Regions from separate parts of the Homo sapiens genome. Here region 1 is linked to region 2. A link is an interaction called in ENCODE POLR2A ChIA-PET data of the cell type or tissue named here. Cell type or tissue: Panc1. All regions are shown on one strand. Each heading gives the region's core, and the rest is flanking DNA. Links, peaks and the distances in the headings are about the cores only.

Evidence for each region. ChIA-PET counts read pairs that join two places held together with the same protein. Peaks named below come from ENCODE experiments on the same cell type or tissue, not always from the same donor. Only the 100,000 strongest peaks of a DNase experiment are listed, where the experiment ranks them.
Region 1: POLR2A ChIA-PET joins it to region 2 with 11 read pairs; 2 of 35 experiments call an interaction of 5 or more read pairs at or near these places.

The regions. Positions count from the first base shown.
Region 1 is chr6:40,870,858-40,879,797 of GRCh38, forward strand. LOC101929555 (a long non-coding RNA gene) reads right to left here. Exons shown (of 6, transcript NR_110873.1): 6 at 8,029-8,940. Among named protein-coding and RNA genes, the nearest start is that of UNC5CL, 160 kb to the right of the region's middle. In Panc1, for the core only: CTCF peaks have their summits at 3,875 and 4,078; no DNase peak of the experiment used is centred there; H3K27ac peaks cover 1,050 bases.
Region 2 is chr6:41,057,282-41,066,221 of GRCh38, forward strand. APOBEC2 (apolipoprotein B mRNA editing enzyme catalytic subunit 2) reads left to right here. Exons shown (of 3, transcript NM_006789.4): 2 at 4,047-4,611; 3 at 6,820-7,610. The coding sequence ends at 4,590. OARD1 (O-acyl-ADP-ribose deacylase 1) reads right to left here. Exons shown (of 6, transcript NM_001329686.2): 6 at 7,491-8,940. Among named protein-coding and RNA genes, the nearest start is that of APOBEC2, 8.6 kb to the left of the region's middle. In Panc1, for the core only: a CTCF peak has its summit at 1,343; no DNase peak of the experiment used is centred there; H3K27ac peaks cover 334 bases.

The DNA.
Region 1 (8,940 bases), core at 366-8,365, 190 kb before region 2:
TTATTATGGTGGAGGAGGTGGGAGGGGGACCTGGTAGAGTGGGATGCCAGGCTGATTGAGGAAGTCATGCGGATTAGGCTGAATAGGCTGGGCTTATGTGGGTTGAGGGGACAAAGATAATGTCCTGGGCTGCCCTGATCTGGATAAGGACTTGTGGTTTTCTTGAAAGGTGTCCTAGAGCTTCCAGGAGCTGCTGAGACTGAGGAGTTGGCATCACAGCAGCAGGGATGAGGAGGAGGTGGGAGTGCAGGTGGTGAAGGTGTGTATGGCACTGTGGCTGGTGTTCAGGGGTGACTGTGTCTCCTGAATGCTGATGCCATCCCCAAGGCATTTGTAATCAGCCCATGAAACCTGCCCTGGGTCTGAATCCATGAATACATTTATAGGTCATCCCTGTTCTTCAAGTGCTGGTGAATGGTCCCATAAAACACATCTGATTACAACCAGCAGGGCTTCCCAACTCTAAAACCCCTTTTTATTTTGAAAACAAATTCTTAAAATCATTCCTTGATGAGGAAAGTACCCATGCTGACATTTCCAAGGGTGGATAGTGGAGGAAGGAGTTCCTGGGTGTTCCTGCAGCTGTGCCAGGGCTCTGGCAGCCTTCTGGGACATCATGCAACTCTCCTGGTCCTTTTTCCTCTCCGTATCTTAGCAAGGAAACATGCATGCACATTCCTGTTTCTCAAGGTTGCTGTGAGGATAATTAGTTTACATTCATCTGTCACCGTGCTCCCTTTACACCCAGCATCTGAGATTGTCTCTAATTATTATGACAAATCTCATGGAGCCCGCTGAGAGATCTGAGCCATCTCTGGACTTTAAACCCACGTGTGGCTTTTGTTTTCACTTGGTTGCTATTGGCTCCAAAGTTTATATCTCCCTCCAGCACCTCTCTCCAAGGCTGCATGTCTGGCAGCCCACAGGCCAGCCTGACATGATGGTCCTGTGGGTATCTTAACGTTGACCATACTGTGAACACCCCTCCAAGCCTGTTATCCTTCCCTTGGTCCCCCTCCCCACTGCTGGCATCAAATTCATTCAACAAATATTTATGTATTGAGCACCCACCCCATGCAGGCCCTGTGGGGTGCTGGGATGGGGTAAGGGGAAAGGATGAGGCCTCAGCCTTTGTGGAGTCTAGAATCTCCCATTACTTTCCTTCCAGATAGTTCTGGCAAGAAACCAAGAAACCATCTTAGATGTTTCTCTCCCTCTCCTCTCACTCCCAACCAGTTATCAAATCCCCTCAGTATTACTTCCATGACTTTTTAATCTGCCCCTTCCTTTTCACCACTCCAGCCTGGTTCAGACTTCCTTTGTCACTGGAGTGGACCACTGAGAACTTGCTGGCCTCCCCGCCCCCACCCTAGCTTCCTCCATCGTATTGCTCTAACTCCCTTAGGGGTCACTGTCTTCATAATAAAAACCAGACTCCTCCTGACACCAAAGCAACAACCATCTAGACCCAGCCTGTCCTAGGTCTCACTTCTCACCATGCACCGCACACAGGATGCTTCACACACATAGATCTACTCTCTCTGCTGAACCTCTCAGCCCTCCTTGCCTCAGTGAATGCAGTTTCCTCCAGGAGAAACTCCCTTATCCCTCCCCCAAGCCCCCTCTCCACCTACACACATACTATCCCCCTTTCTCCACTGGGTAACATCTACCCGTCCTTTCAGGCTCTATTCAAATGCTGTGATTCTACAAAGCCTTCCCTGATTTCTGGGTAGAAATAATTCATCTCTCTTTCTTCTCTAAATGCTTCATCTGCACCTTTGTGCCAGCATTTATCACACTTTATCCTGTAGTCAGCTGAATGCTGTTCATGTTCTTTTCCCTACGCTAATAATAACAGTCATAACAATAATTAATGCTGATTGATTGCTTGTACTAATCATTTAACATGTATTATCTCATTTAATTCTCAAGAGAACCTCACAAAATAGGTGTGTTATTTTCCCCATTTTGCAGAGGAGGAAGCAAGCTCATGCTATGTAATCACATGCCTGAGGTCACCCAGACAGCGAGATTTGGGCCCAGGTGCTCTGACCCTGGAGCTGGCACCCTTTCCCACTCCCAAGAACTGCCTTCGGGAGGCTAGAGGTCAACAGGCAAGGAGTTCAACTCACGTCGCTGTGCCGCTTCTGCCTCCTTCACAAAGCCAGGCACATGGAGGCAGGACACCGATGCTTATTGATTAAGAATTAAAGATCCATTGGCTGAAGAGTTGAAAGGAGGTAGAGGATAGAAAATAGAAAAAGACATGGGGGTAGAAGAAAAGAGATTCCAGGGTTCCCTTAAACAGAATTCCCTCCTTCCTCCCAGCCTCCTTCCTCCCACTTAAATATTTTTTTTCCTACTGTATTCATTTCCTGGGGTTGCCAATTAAGGTGTTGGCAGGACCATGCTTCCTCTGCCACCTTCAGGGGAGAATATTTCCTTGTCTCCTCCAGCTCCTGGTAGCCCCAGGAATTCCTTGGCTCGTGGCTGCATAATTCTAACTTCTACCTCCATCTTCACATGACCATCTTCCTTCTCTCTCTCTGTCTTCTCTTCTTATAAAGATAATAGCTATATGGGGTGGAAGCCCACTCTAATGACCACATCTTACCTTAATTATATCTTCAAAGACCCTGTTTCCAAAAAGATCACATTCACAGGTTAGAACCTCAACATCTCTTTTGGGGGGATGTAATTCAACCCCAACACTGCCTATTAATCAGATCATGACACATGAGGATATAGGGCTTTCATAGCACCAAGAAAACTGTAATCATCCACTACTGAGATACAAATCCCTGGTTCTGCTTTCTGAGTTGACATCGCCATATGATAAATCCCTAGTTCTTTAAGATGTTTAACTCGTGTCATTTTGAGACACATGAATTGACAGCTGGGGATGAAGACAGAGTGAGCAAGAAGAAAGGAGTGACTGATGGCCCCTCCGGGCTGGATGAGTGCAGCCGGGGCAGAGTCCTGGCTTGGGACAGCTGCTTATCGGAGCTAACCAGGTGTTTTGTACAGCATTAGCCCCACCTGAGCTTCTTGCCCATCTTGGGTTCCACATTTGAGTTGGGTGATAGTCACAGCACAATCTCCCTTCCTCTCCCACCAGGGAAACTGTTTTTTCCAAAGTAAGACTTGTTCACTCTGCATTATCTATCGTTTCCCCACTGTCTGCCTCAGTTTACCCTTCCATCAAATTAGGACACCAAGAACACCTAAATTTAAATGATTGGCATTGTACCTCTTCCATTACAATCCTGGGTGTTCCCATGCATGTCTGTGGGGCTCTGGCTGCCTTCCAAACACAGGTAGCGCTAGCTGCTACAGAGAGCTTTAAGGGCTTTTCTTCTCCATCTGAGCATCCTGACTGCTGTGTCTGGGGCTCTGCCCAGAGTCTAGAAGCTCCCGTGCCTTCTCATAGGGAATGGGGGAAAAGACTGTGAATTGTACATTGACTAGGGAACAGAAACAGTGCTGGGATATTTTATTAAATAACTACAACCCTGTTAGGTTATTATTATTAGCTCCATTTCACAATGAGGAAACTGAGGCCAGGGAAGTTAAAGTACCTTGCCTGCCCTCACATGGCTCATAAGTGGGGGCTCTTTGTACATTGGGGTGCTGTGCCTGGGCTCACAGTGCCAGCCTCCACAGGCCAGCTCTTGCTATGGCACCGCTGTTCATGTTTACAGTTTCTCTGCTTCTGACATTTTGGGTGGACTGGTTGAGCCACTGTTCAGCAGGACCGCAGGAAATACCTGTTCCCCATTCTTCCAGTCCAACCCTGATTTCTGTCTCACACAGGGTCACTGAAGCCACAGGGCTACCACCGTGCTTCCTCCATCACTTTGTATCTCCTTTGCTGCCCCCAACAGGGATTCTGGGGCCAAAGCACACACTGGCTTGCTTAGGCTCTGGTCTCAGGCATAGGAAGAAAGCAAGGAAGACGGTGGGAGTTACCCAGGGCACTGGCTCACATGGACCTCCTCCCTGCCACCCCTCCTTAAGGCTTTACTTAACCAGGTAGTTGTGGGTGCAGTAAGGGAGGCTCAGCTTGGATGACAGTTGAACACAAGCACTGGGCTAAGCTAATACCCACTTATGACCAGGGGCTCCAGAGAATGACTAGGAGGGTGGTGATGGGGAGAGCAACCCTCTGCAAAGAGAAACCATGCCAGGGTGGGCTGTGAGCTCTGCCTGGTCTGCTGGTCACCCTTCATTCCTCTCTTTCTGGCTCCTCCTTCTTCATTTTCTCCAACCCTGTGTCTGCTCTTCTCTCTCTTTCTTGCCCTATTTTATAATTTCTCTCTGTCAAGAGGTCTTTGTCCCTGTCTTTTCATCTCTTTCTCTGTCTCTCCTTCACTTGCTTTCTCCCCCCATCCCTAAACAAAACTTAGCCCCACTGGTCTCCAGGACCAGATGGATTGTGAAATAGGGTCCCCTTCCAAGGAGGAACACTCTAGGCTCAGGTCAAGGCAGGAGCTGCTCACGTGTGTGTGTGAGCACACACACACACACACACACACACACACACAGCGGTAGTCTAGGATGGCACAGGGAGACGTGGCTTCCTTCTGTTCCCACATTCCCTGGGAAGCATCCTTCCTTTTCACATCCCTTCTACATGATGAGTGGTAGTTGGACAAGACGATGTTACACTGTCTAGTGTCCAGCACCGACACTCTGTAATTCTATGGAAATGGGTATAAGTGACAGCACAAGAGGCTCAAGGCCACAAGTCCATGAACTCCTCTTTTCTCCTTGGGGATTCCTGGCAGGGGTCTCAAGTCCCAAGCACTGCAGCCTGTAGGATACTTTCTAGTGTCTCATGTTTGACTTCCAGTTGGACCATTTTGTGGTGCCATAGCCCATTTCCTCTGGGTAGACCTTCACAAATAGGCGAGCAAGAAGAACGCCCCAGCTGCCATGTGCTCAGGGTAAGCAGATCTCTGTCTGTGGCTCCTGAAGAGCACTTGCGCTATCCCCTATACTCTGCACCAGCCTCCCCTCCCCAGAACTGGAGCTAGGGTCTGAGTGGAGAGCTTGCTGAGGGATGTGAGGTAGGGTGGGGGCAGGACTGAGGGAGGGGGCATATGGAGGGACAGACATGAGACAGAAAATGGCAGAAGCTTAGGTACAACCTGTTTCCCTCACAGGACCAACTCCTGCCTGGGGGAGGGCTGGGGGTGGGCAGAAGGACTCTCTCAGCTTTGGGATTTCTCTGGTCAAGGGAGCCCAACCCACCTTTCTAAAGAAAGAAGCCCCAGAAAGGAAGATGAAGCCCAGAGAATCCTTTGCCCAGGATGCAGTATAAATCTCAACCTGCTCCACAGGAAGGAGGAGAAATCTCATTTATAATCTTGATGAACTGGAAACTTAGTAAGCCCAGGCCCGCCCAGATGAGTGCTCAATTAATGAGAGGAGGAGAGCACTGCTAATTCCCTTCTCCTTGGGTGGTTGGAATCGCACCGTTCAGCCCTCCCTGCCCCTCCAGAAACTCCTGGGAAATGGCAACAACTTTGAACATTACACTGGCAGCCCCCACCTCAGTGAAGGTCCTCGAGCAAGTCTGAGAGAGCAGAAGTGACTTCTCTTTCTCCCTCCTTTCCTTCTTTTTTCTTTCTTCCTTCTTTTTCTGTTTTCCTTTCTTCCTTTCTCCCTTCCCCCTTCCATCCCTCCTTCCTTCCTTCTTTCCTTCCATTTTCCTTTCCTTCCTTTCTCTTTTCTCCCTTCTTCCTTCCCTGCCTCCTTTCCTCCCTTCTTTTTTCCTTTCTTCCTTCCTTTTCTCTATCTTCCTTTCTCTTTTCCTCCTCTCCTTCCTTCTTTCTTTTCTTCCTTCCTCCCTCCCATTCTTTCTGTGCAGGTATGTGAGTGTTAAGTGTCTTGGCCAGGTCACTCAACCTTCTCAGATCATCATGCAGGACCCCTCTCCCACCCACATTGCCATTACCACCCTTCACCACCCCCACCATAGGCAACCACTCTATCTTTTGTAGTGTACCCTGAGATTAGATTTGTATATTCATGCCTTTTTAATTCATACACATGGTATTGCATTACAGACTCTGTTCTTTTTACTTTGCTTTTTTTTTACCTTCAGCACTATTTCAAAATGTCTAGCAGAGAAGCTATGTGCAGATGGAGTTCATCATTCTGGCTGCTGCTCAGAGTTTGCAGGAGGTTCTGCCACATGCCACCTCTCTATTCCTCTAACGATGGACACCTGTGTTGCCTCCAATCCCAGCTGCCACAGCATCACTACACAGAACATCCATGTGCATATCCGCAATGGACCCTCATGAGGTCACCCTGTAGCTCATGTCCAGAGTGCAGTTCTGGCTGAGAGAACACGCACAGCCTTGATCTGCCCAAGGACTGTGCGTGGGTAGGCTCTGCATTGGCACTAGGAAAATACTCATTTTGTTTGGTGGTTTTACCTTCATAGACACAGCTAAGCCTAAGAAAATGCTGGAACTTTCCTGCTTGTGGTCCCACAAATGTCCATGCCCCTTCAGGGTCGAGTAGCCCAGTTCCAGGGACACCATGCACACTGTGTTCTTCTGTGTTATGCCCAGGGGGCCCTTCACATGAGTGCAAGTCTGTGGTCCCCATGCCAGTCACTGCATGATTAAAGTTCCTTGGGAGAGGTGAGGCCCCTTGGCTCATCTCTGACTCATCTCTAGAAGTGAGTAACTGCAGTCTTGTCTCCACCAGGGTTGCTCCCCAGCCTTCAAACCCCCTGCCTCCTCCACCTTCACCTTTTCTGTCAAGTCACAGCTCAGCACTTTGATGCCACCACACCACCACCCTGCAACTGGCTCACCCTCCTCAGACTGAGGACCAGCATCCCAGCCTGACTGCCACTGGGTTCTCAGGTGTGTCCCCATCACTAAGTCTCTGGTGGCAGCCAGATCTGAGACCCAGGTAGCTAATCTGTACTCTTGGAGAGACCAGCTGAATGAACAGACTTTTCAAAGTGCTAAAACTTTATTTGTGATAGCCCAAAACTACCACCAACCCAAATCAACCTCAACAGTAGAATGAGTGAGCCTACTGCAGTATGTTCATACAATGGAATACTACATAGTAATGACCAAAAAAGCAAAGAACATCTTGGATAAATTTCACATGCACTGTATTGAGTAAAAGAAACCAGATATTAAAGAGCTCATCCATGGCCAGGCGCTGTGGCTCACGCCTGTAATCCCAGCACTCTGGGAGGCCGAGGTGGGTGGACGTCTTGAGGTCAGGAGTTTGAGACGAGCCTGGCCAACATGGTGAAACCCCATCTCTACCAAAACACACAAAAAAATCAGCTGGGTATGGTGGTGCACACATAATCACAGCTACGTGAGAGGCTAAAGCAGGAGAATCCCTTGAACCTGGGAGGCGGAGGTTTCAATGAGTCAAGATCACGCCACTGCATTCAGCCTGGGTGACAGAGCGAAACTCTGTCAAAAAAAAACCAAAAACAAAAAAAACCTCATCCAGTACCATTGCTTTGAGGTTCAAAAGCAGACAAAACTAGTCTATGGTAATAGAAATCAGAATAATAGTTACTCAGGCCGGGCATGTTGGTTCACACCTGTAATCCGAGCACTTTGGGAGGCTGAGGCGGGCAGATTGCCTGAGCTCAGGAGTTCAAGACCAGCCTGGGCAACACGGTGAAACCCCATCTCTACTAAAATACAAAAAAAAAAAAATGGCAGGGCGTGGTGGCATGCGCCTGTAGTCTCAGCTACTCGGCAGGCTGAGGCAGGAGAATTGCTTGAACCCGGGAGGCAGAGGTTGCAGTGAGCCGAGATTGTGCCACTGCACTCCAGCCTGGGCGACAGAGTGAGACTCCATCTCAAAAATAAATAAATAAATAAATAAAAATGGATAATAGTTACTCTTGGGGAAAGAAGTTGACTGGGAAGAAGAACAGGGGAGTCTTCTAGGGAGGTAGAAATGTTCTGTATCTTGATTTGGGTGATAGTTACACGAGGGTAACTTGACACATGTCAAAATTCAATGAACACTTGAGTAGATATTTATTCAAAGAAGATATACAAATGGTCACTAAAATAAGCACATGAAACAATACTCAACATCACTAGTCATTCAGAAAATGCAAAAAAAAATGTGCAATGAGATACCACTTCACTCCCACTAGGATAGCTATAATTTAAAAAGAAAATAACAAGTGTTGGCAAGGAGGTAGAGAAATTGGAACCCTCATATATTCCTGGTGAGAATGTAAAATGGTGCAACCATTTTGGAAAACAGTTTGGCAGTTCCTCAAAATGTTAAAGATATAATTAGCATGTGATCCAGGAATTCCACTCATAGGTATACACCCAAAAGAATTGAAACTACATGTCCACACAAAAACTTATACATGAATGTTCATAGCAGCATTATTCATGTCAATAATACCTTAAATGTGGAGACAACCCAAATGTCCATCAACTGAAGAATGGATAAACAAAATGTGGTATATCCATACAATGGAATATTACTGAGCAGTAAAAAGAAATGAAGTACTTATGCATGCCACGACATAGGTGAACCTTGAAAACATTATACTAAGTAAAAGAAGCCAGAAATGAAAGGTCATATATGATTCTACTTATATGAAATATCCAACATCCACAGAGGCAGAGGCAAATCCATAAGACAGAAAGTAGACTAATGGGTGCACGGGTGAGGAGCAGGGAAGAACAGGAAGTGACTGTTAATGGGTACAGGATTTATTTTGGGGGTGATGAAGATATTCTGCATTAGACAGTGGTAAAGATTGCACAACTGTGAATATACCAAAAACTACTGAAACTTTAAAACTGTGAATTTTATGATCAGTGATTGAGATTTTAGATCTCAACAAAGCTGTTATTAAAAATTCATTGAGCTACACACTTAATATTTTTCATGTTACTGTATAAAAGT
Region 2 (8,940 bases), core at 669-8,668:
ACCCTGGCCTCTGGAGCACGCTGGGTGGTGTGTCACCAAGAAGAGAAGGCAGCGCACTGACTCTGGCCAACCTGCCTTCCACAGAGGGTTGGGGGCAGGTCAAAGCTCAGGTGTGAAGACCATGCCTACCAGGGAAAACAGGCAAGTTCAGGGTTTCCCTTGGGCAAAATCCCATCCAGTCCCACAGTCTGGAGTTCCCTTCTCAGCTCTAGGGAGTCAGGCTGCTAGAACCCTCTGCTCCTGCTCTTACTACTCTTTCTGATTATGCCCACTCCTTGGTATCCGCTTTGAAAAGTGGTCTGAGAAAGCAGAAGGCCAATGAAACCAGCAATCCTCCCTCTTTCACGCCAGTCACCAACAGGTCTAGTGAGGGAAAGCTGAAACAAGTCAACACATAATTACCTATGAGTAGATTTTTCCACTCATGGATTATTCTGGAGCAAATGTTTAATCTCAGTCCAGCTTCAACTGCCCTCTGGGTTGCTTCCTTTCACAGTATAGATTTACGCTTAGAAAATTCAAACGTTTTGAATGTGAACCTGAGAAAAATGTATTACATTTACTCACATCCCTTCTCCCTCCATCAAGCAGATTATCTTCCCAATTTTTTTTCTAGATATTTGGACTCTCTGTTTCCTCCCAAGTGAACTGAAATGTCCAGTAGCCTGGGTCTAAGCAGATGAAGTGTGACTGGTCTTGTTTGGAGAAAGTATGAGGAAATGGTGCTTAACAAGGTGCTATCAGAGGCTGGGGAGAGGGAATAGAAATCAGGCTGTAGGTTTCTACGCATGAGGAAGTGACTGGATCAGGGAAAGAAATCTACTACCAGCATCTCTCTCCTGACCACCACCCACCACCACCACCCCACCCCACACACACACACACACACACACACACACACACACACGTTTCTACGCATGAGGAAGTGACTGGATCAGGGAAAGAAATCTACTACCAGCATCTCTCTACTGACCACCACCCACCACCACCACCCCACCACACACCCACACACACACACACACACACAGGTTTCTACGCATGAGGAAGTGACTGGATCAGGGAAAGAAATCTACTACCAGCATCTCTCTACTGACCACCACCCACCAACACCACCCCACCACACACACACACACACACACACACACTCACACACACACACACCCCCACCCCTTTACCAGTAAAATATTTTCTGGGTTAAATGTAAAGGGCTATAGTTAAATATGATACTTAGGCCTATCATGCTACTTAAAAAAAACTGCTGGTGATGATTTAACAAGTTAGGTGTCATTATTTCCTTCCTTCCACTAGTGGGCATAATAGTGTTAATTTATTCTGTGAGTCTACAAAATTGCCCAAGATGGCCATGTTGTCTAGTTCCCTGGAGAAATTCCAGACTTCTACTACCTCTGTTCTCCTGGTTTCCCCCCAGGACGTAGCTATTTCGGTCTGTGAGAGGCCTAAAGAATCTCATCTGACCTTTTTGCTCCTTCTAGAAGACCAAGAAACCCATTCAGAAATCAAGCAAGTTTAGTCTCTGAGCAAGCCCAAGGGAACGACTAGGAACCAAACCTTCCCTGCCTTTCCTTTGCTCCTTGAAAGCACTTCTTTTCCTGAGGCATCTAGTCCAGAAGGCCCTGCTGAGGGACAGAGTAGATTCTAGGGCTGCTGGCCAGAGGGGTTGGAAACCCGTATTTATAGAGAGATGACCTTTCTTCCTCTCCCTTGGGTTTCAGGTTTCTTTGGGTCTTCTCCTCTTGCCTAGGGAAGAGGAGGAGGGGAAAATGTCAGAGCTTAAGAAGGGCAGAAAGAAACAGTCACCTCACAACCATCAAAGCCAATTTGCAATTGCATGCTGGGCCAAATTCACACTGGCCTAAATTCATACTTTCAGCTGAGCTATAGGGAGCTCCAGAAGGAAAAGAGGGACCACACAGCAGCTACTGTTTAAGCTTCCAAGCTATTTGAGTAGCCATGAATACTTGCCAGGGTTCCACCTGATAATCCATCATATAGGTGGCCCTGGATTAGACTTGGGGAGTGGGGCAAAAGGTCTTGAAGAGCAAGTTTGGGCAGGAACGGTAAGCTCTGAGCTTCTCAAAAGCAAAAAGCCACTCCAGGAAGTGAAGGGACCATTTGGCAACTGGTAAAGTTGAGGAGTGGTCTGGTGGGGTGAGTACCTTTGGGGAGCACTCACTATAAGTGAACGCCTGACAGGGATTGAGAAGAGGAGCAGGGAAACATCAGGCGATCCATTCTCCTAAAATGTTAAGTAAACAATAAACACCTCCAACTAGGGACACAGGGGCTTAGAGAGCTAAGTATAGTACCTGATGGAATCCTGGGGCTGGGTCCTCAAACACATCCATCTCCACAGTGGAAAATGAACCTGACAGCACGGGACATGGAAACTTGGGTGGATACATTTTGGTGATGGGTGGGGGTGAGGGAATCCTGCAGGGAAATAAGTCAAGTTTACTCATATCTTTGGCATCTGCTGCTCATCCCTAGGCAGCCAAGGCCCTGGGATACCAGGGATTCCCCTGCAGCCCAGGGAGTCTGTTGACTTCTTTGGGGAAAGAGAAGAGGTGGAGACAGGCAATAGTAGAATTAATGGTGCCATAGGTATCTCTTGGGGCAGGCAGAGAGATTACATTTTTAAAAAGGAAAACATTGAATCTTTCTAGCTGGTACTCATCTCCTCCTCTCTTGACATTTTTCATCTCTCCTATTAAAAATTCATTTTCTTTGGACTTCAAACTTGAACAAATCTTGCCTATTTTAGAAAAACACACACATACACATAAAAGTAAAAACAATCTTCAACTCTGATGTCTTCTCTGGCCCTTCTCTTTTTTCTTCTCCTTGTTATTACCAAAATTTTCAAAATTCCTGGACTTTTCCTGCTGTTTTCATTTCCTAACCATCCATCTCCTCCTCAAAGGCACCCACACAATTCATCACCAAGTTTAGTGTCCTAAGATACCTACTGGACTTGTTCAATTTGAGGCTTTTCCTCAGCTTCACACTATCTGCCTATTGCCAAGACTGTAATCTTGCATGGACATCATTTTTATTGTTTTCCTTCTCAAGAACCTGTAACAATTCTCTACTGCCTCCCGAATCAAGGCCAAACTTTCGAGAACCTTCATAATACTTCCTTTACTGTACCTATCCAATTTTAGCAGTCTTATAATGTTCTCAGCTGTTTTATTTACATCTTCTCTGTCCAGCTGCAATCTAGCTGCTAAATTATAAGCATCTGGAGGGCAGAGACCAAGTCCTTTAAGATTTGGAGGTGACTCAATACTAAATACAGGCTTAACTATCCCAAGATACCCTTGAGTAGTCTGTCCTCACAGATAAAAATTCTTGGACACTTAGCATGTGACAATCCCTTTACCTGAAAGTAAACAGACTTGAGAAGTAGTCACTTGAGAAGGAGAGCATGTTATTGCAAGTTTTAGGCCATTTCATGCCAAGATGCAATTTACATGAGTTACAAGGAAGAGAAAAAAGCATAAAATGCTCTGCAAAATCTTTGTTTTGCTCTGTCATGAGAAATTTTATATGCTTGCTACTTACCTGGCCACTTATTGGAATCATCCAGAGAGCTTTTTAAAAATACTGATGCTTGGACCACCTCTCCACATGTTCTGATTTAATTGGTTTGGCATGAGGCCCAGGCACTGACATTCTCAGTCTTCTAGGTGATTCTAAGGTATAGGCAGGTTAAAGATTCAGTGATTTAGAAATGTAGGGGTATGTTGTGCTGGAAGAGTGATGGTGGAGACAATGTCCTAGTAGGGTGACCAAAATGCACACCTCAGTCCAAATTCTCCTCTCCTTCAGATAAACCCTTCTGGATTTTTTAATGCTTTTTTTTTTTTTTTTTTTTTTGTCACTGATGTTACCACAGACAAGACCTATTTATAGTAAGAGTGAATGCATTTCTGAAGTACTGACCTGGAAGAGCTACCTACTCTAGGCTGGTTCTAGAAACAAGAACTTATCATTCTTTCCTGTCCTTTTGTCTCCTTGACCTACAGAGAACGGCTGCCTGCCAACTTCTTTAAATTCCAGTTCCGGAATGTGGAGTACAGTTCCGGGAGGAACAAGACCTTCCTCTGCTATGTGGTTGAAGCACAGGGCAAGGGGGGCCAAGTGCAGGCATCTCGGGGATACCTAGAGGATGAGCATGCGGCTGCCCATGCAGAGGAAGCTTTCTTCAACACCATCCTGCCAGCCTTCGACCCAGCCCTGCGGTACAATGTCACCTGGTATGTGTCCTCCAGCCCCTGTGCAGCGTGTGCTGACCGCATTATCAAAACCCTTAGCAAGACCAAGAACCTGCGTCTGCTCATTCTGGTGGGTCGACTCTTCATGTGGGAGGAGCCGGAGATCCAGGCTGCTCTGAAGAAGCTGAAGGAGGCTGGCTGTAAACTGCGCATCATGAAGCCCCAGGACTTCGAATATGTCTGGCAGAATTTTGTGGAGCAAGAAGAGGGTGAATCCAAGGCCTTTCAGCCCTGGGAGGACATTCAGGAGAACTTCCTATACTACGAGGAGAAGTTGGCAGACATCCTGAAGTAGGGCAACTGGGCTTTGCCTCACGTGAGTTTTCCTGGTGCCATGGCACCAACACTTTATTATGTTAACTCCAGTAGAAGGTGTGAGGTCAGGTAGAATCTGTGATATGTCTGATTTTCCTTTGGAAGGGTTTCATTTCTCTGCTTTTGACTGGTTGCAAAAATAGTTTAGAACATGTCTCTTTCCTCTGAATCCCTCTCTAAACTTTTCCCTCCCACACTTTTGTATCAAAGTAACTTTCCCCTAACTTAGAATACTCAAGGTTGACAGGAATCCTAAAACTTTCATGAGGCAAGATGACGTTCTTTGGTAAGATTTAGATGGTGCAAGCACCTGCTACTGAACCACAGCAGAGAAGATACTGAAATCCTCTGAGTATGCCCCTGTGTACATGTCAGGGATTACTAATTCCAGACATCTTCTAGATGCCTCACTCCCATATCCACTGGCAATCTTACCATTCCATTTTTCTCTAATGAATGTTTTTTAGTCCTTCAGGGACAATTTTTTCACTTATGGTAATTTTGAAATTCCCCAAATGGACTGGTATTTAACTTGTTTTAAGCCAGACCTGCTTTCATGTTTTCAAACAAATGGCTACACTTTGAAGGAGACCAACAATTGCTGTGTGAAAATACAATACGGGAACATTTTCCTTATGTTGAGAAGACCTCAGTAGAATTCATGGAGGATGTCGAATGCAGGAATGGGGATAATATAGCAACAAGCTAGTCCATGCAGGAACATTTAAAGAGTTAAAAAGACATTTGTAAAGTAGGCAGCAGCTCAGAAGTAACCTCTTACAGATATCAAGAGGTGATAGGAGAAAGATTAGCTATTTAAGCAAATAATTAGGACACAATTAAGGCCAATTTGGCCTCTTGCTGAGGGTAAATTAAACTCTAACAGAAACAGGCTAATTACCCTCAGGAAAGAGGGCTAAAGGATCCTTTACTATCTTTTTTACATTTAGTCTGATTGAGTTTGCGCCTACAGAAATGCTATGACGAAGCCCCCTTTGCAAGGCCCCAGTTACTGATCAAAATCTTCCAGTAATAGAGGAGGGGTACTCACGACACTCTTACCCAACTTTAATCCTGCAACAACTCACATATTACTAAAACATGAAAACAACAAGCTTCCATGAAGATAATTTACTTTTGGTCTCTCTCACTCCTAACACCCTTAAGAGAAGATGTCGCTTCATAGACACGTTTAGGAAATATCAATGTTCCAGAGCTTGATGTTGGCAGGTGTTTTCTATTAGACATGCACATGGGCACCTGATCATTCTCAAGCTGAGCATTTGCCAACCCATGAAGATACAACTTTCAGCCATTTCTTTTAAAAAGCAGGACCCAGTCACTGAAGTCAGTGAGCCTATGATAGGGTATACTGTGTGGTACTCTGCTCACATAAAATAAGACACTTTATAGTGGTGAACAGTAGTCAAAACAGATTTCTGAGGGTGCCCTCTGAGAATATAAAATTTAACTTTTAGAATTCCTTGAAGATTTTGTTAGTGTATGTACTATCACTGTAATTATAAACCCAACATAGATTCTACAGACTAACCGGCAGCTTAAAATTTAACCCCAGTATATTTTCCTTTCAGACATCTTTCAGAGTCAAGGGCCCAGGTGCCTAACTAGCAAGTCCTTAGAGCTTTTTTTTTTTTTTTTTTTTTTCAGTGATTTCAAATATAACTGTATTATCTGGACCCATTAACATGCTTCCCTGTCTTCTATTTGAATTGCTCATGTTTGTGAAGGGAAAGGTTAAGATATATCAAGTTAAAAAAAAAAAAACTGGCATGAGATAAGAGTGTAATCTAAAAGCCCAAAAGAACAACCCTGCTTAATTAAAATAATCTTGAGAAATGAGCATTTGTTAAATAAAGTGTCTTATTTTACATACTTATTTCATCTTTCTTTTTTTTTTTTTTAATGACAAAATAGTATTTAATCCTATATTTAGTCAAAAGACCAGAGTTAAACCAGATCTCTTCTGGGGCTTTTTCTGTGTAAACCACATCAAAACATGAACGAAAGACTGGCTTCTGGTTTAGTCAATCCTGGTAAATTTACCCAATCCTGCAAAGGAAACTATGGAGGAGAAATCCAGGGACTTGTTGGGAAGGGCACACAGAAACCTTAGTTCAAAAAGAAACTAGTCATTGTTCGGGGCCAGCAGAGCTCTCAGTAACACATTTTCTTTGTTTGTTTTACCAAGGTATTCCTGCTGCCACCAAGAGACAGCAATGACATGTACAGCCATCTGGGACATGCCTGTCTTCCTAATACCATTTGGAGCTGGACAACATTTGACACCAACCAATCATACTGGACAAGGCCCTTAGAGGACTTGAAATATACTTCTCATGCTGTAGTTTATTTAGGCTGTGACTCTCTCTCTAATGCTGCTCTCGGGAAGGACGAAAGTGACCTGCAAGGAGAGAAATGCAACCATACATGGGCTCCAGTCAACTATGGGACTGAAGGTCCTAATTGCTCACCCAAGGGGGCTGCTTAACACAAACAGCCTCAGACCCGAGGTTTAGATTTCTGAAATATGCATTTTATGTTAAGTTGGGTATTTTTTTAAAAAAAGAAAAACAGCAACATTAATAAAAGAAGTGGTGTGTTTTTCCCGTGGCCAGATTTTTAAGAAACTTGAACATCTGGAAGTTGCCACAGACAAGCGAGCTAGTCCAGACACAGGGACACTCCAGGCTATGAACCAAGCCATGGTTAAACCAAGACTTGCCTAGACAATGCAGAATAACTCTCCCATACAGACTTCTTACGACAATCAAGTGAGGGCCTTTCCCTTCTCTGAAGGCAAGTAATAGGGCAGAAGGTGGAACAAAAAGCATGAGAAATCTAAGGTAGCCACATCCCAAATGCCAGTTAATAAGCAACTAGCTTCTTTATTAGAGAGGAGCGGGTGAAAAGTAGTAGTTTAATGTTCAGATATACAATCATTTAAAAGTATTCAATACATGGTGTTTGATGGTAATGGCAGGATGATGTCAAGTCTCTCTTTTTTTTTTTTTAAAGGTTTGTTTGAGTCCTATGTGGAAGCAAAAATTCACAGGTGAATTTCCGGGTGTTTGCCAAACTCTAACTAGGTTTCCAGGAATAATGTGTTCACTCTGATTACCAGGGCATGCCTCCTTTCCTCAGGCTTCAAGTGTGATAAGTCGTCGGAATTTGACCCAAGACTACTATCGGCAAATGACAAAGTGCTTTATCACATTCCTGCTAAGTCCCAGAATTCCACTTACAGCCAATCCTGAATGAGACTAGGTTTTGTCTAAAGAATCAAGGCTCAAACGCCAAGAAAAAAATAATAATAATAACCATAATCTCTTTAAAAGTAAAGGAAGCCTAGAAAATCCATGTTTTGACTTGTGTTAAGGTTTACAGATGGTACTCAATTTACAATGGTTTGTCTTGCAATTTTTGGACTTTACAACGGTGCAAAAGCCATACACATTCAGTACACCCTTCAACTGAACTCAACTTAAGATGGGGTTACCCAGACATAGACCTAAGTTGAGGAGCATCTGTAATTGCAGAGTTAAGCAAAATATTTTAAGTTTCTTTAAGTTTCTTATCCCCCACTCTCACTTTCAATTTTGTGTATTTAGATAATCTCTCCTTCCTTTTTCCCTTCAACTTTATGTGGACAAAAGCAATGCTTCAAGAAAAGCCTCAATCTAAAAGTTTGATAATGAACTTGACCCTCCACTGCCCCTACCCCAACAACATGAAGAACTTGTCTGTTCCACCTAGAAATACAAAAGTGAAATACTTTTTTGAAACTGTTGCCTCTTATCAGGCTGATATGTGATAAGAACACAGTCTAAAGTACAAAGATTATATTTAACCAGTACTTTCCTGGTGTTTTAACCAGCCCCTTCTAAAATACAGTTGTTCTTTTATACTTGGGAAAGCAGCAAGTCCTGTGACAGACCCAAAGTCACTCTAGGGAGAAAATCAATAGCAAGTCTGGCTGTTTTAACTCTCAACACCACTGTAAGGGAAAACAAGAAAATGTCTAGTTTCCCGAATAGCTCTGATACTGAACCATTGGCTAAATCCATGAACTTTATTTTCCTACCATGACCACAATAGACGACTGGTCTTTGCAGCTTCGGAAGAAAAGAGGACTAATATTTAGACCCCAGCTGGCTGCACATCCAAATCTTCTATGGAGGTTAAAAACACAAAAGTGGCCATCCCACTCCACCACCAAATTTTTTTTTTTAATTGAGATAGGGTCTTGCTCTGTTGCCCACACTGGAGTGCAGTGGCACAATCACAGCTCAATGCAACTTCAACCTCCCAG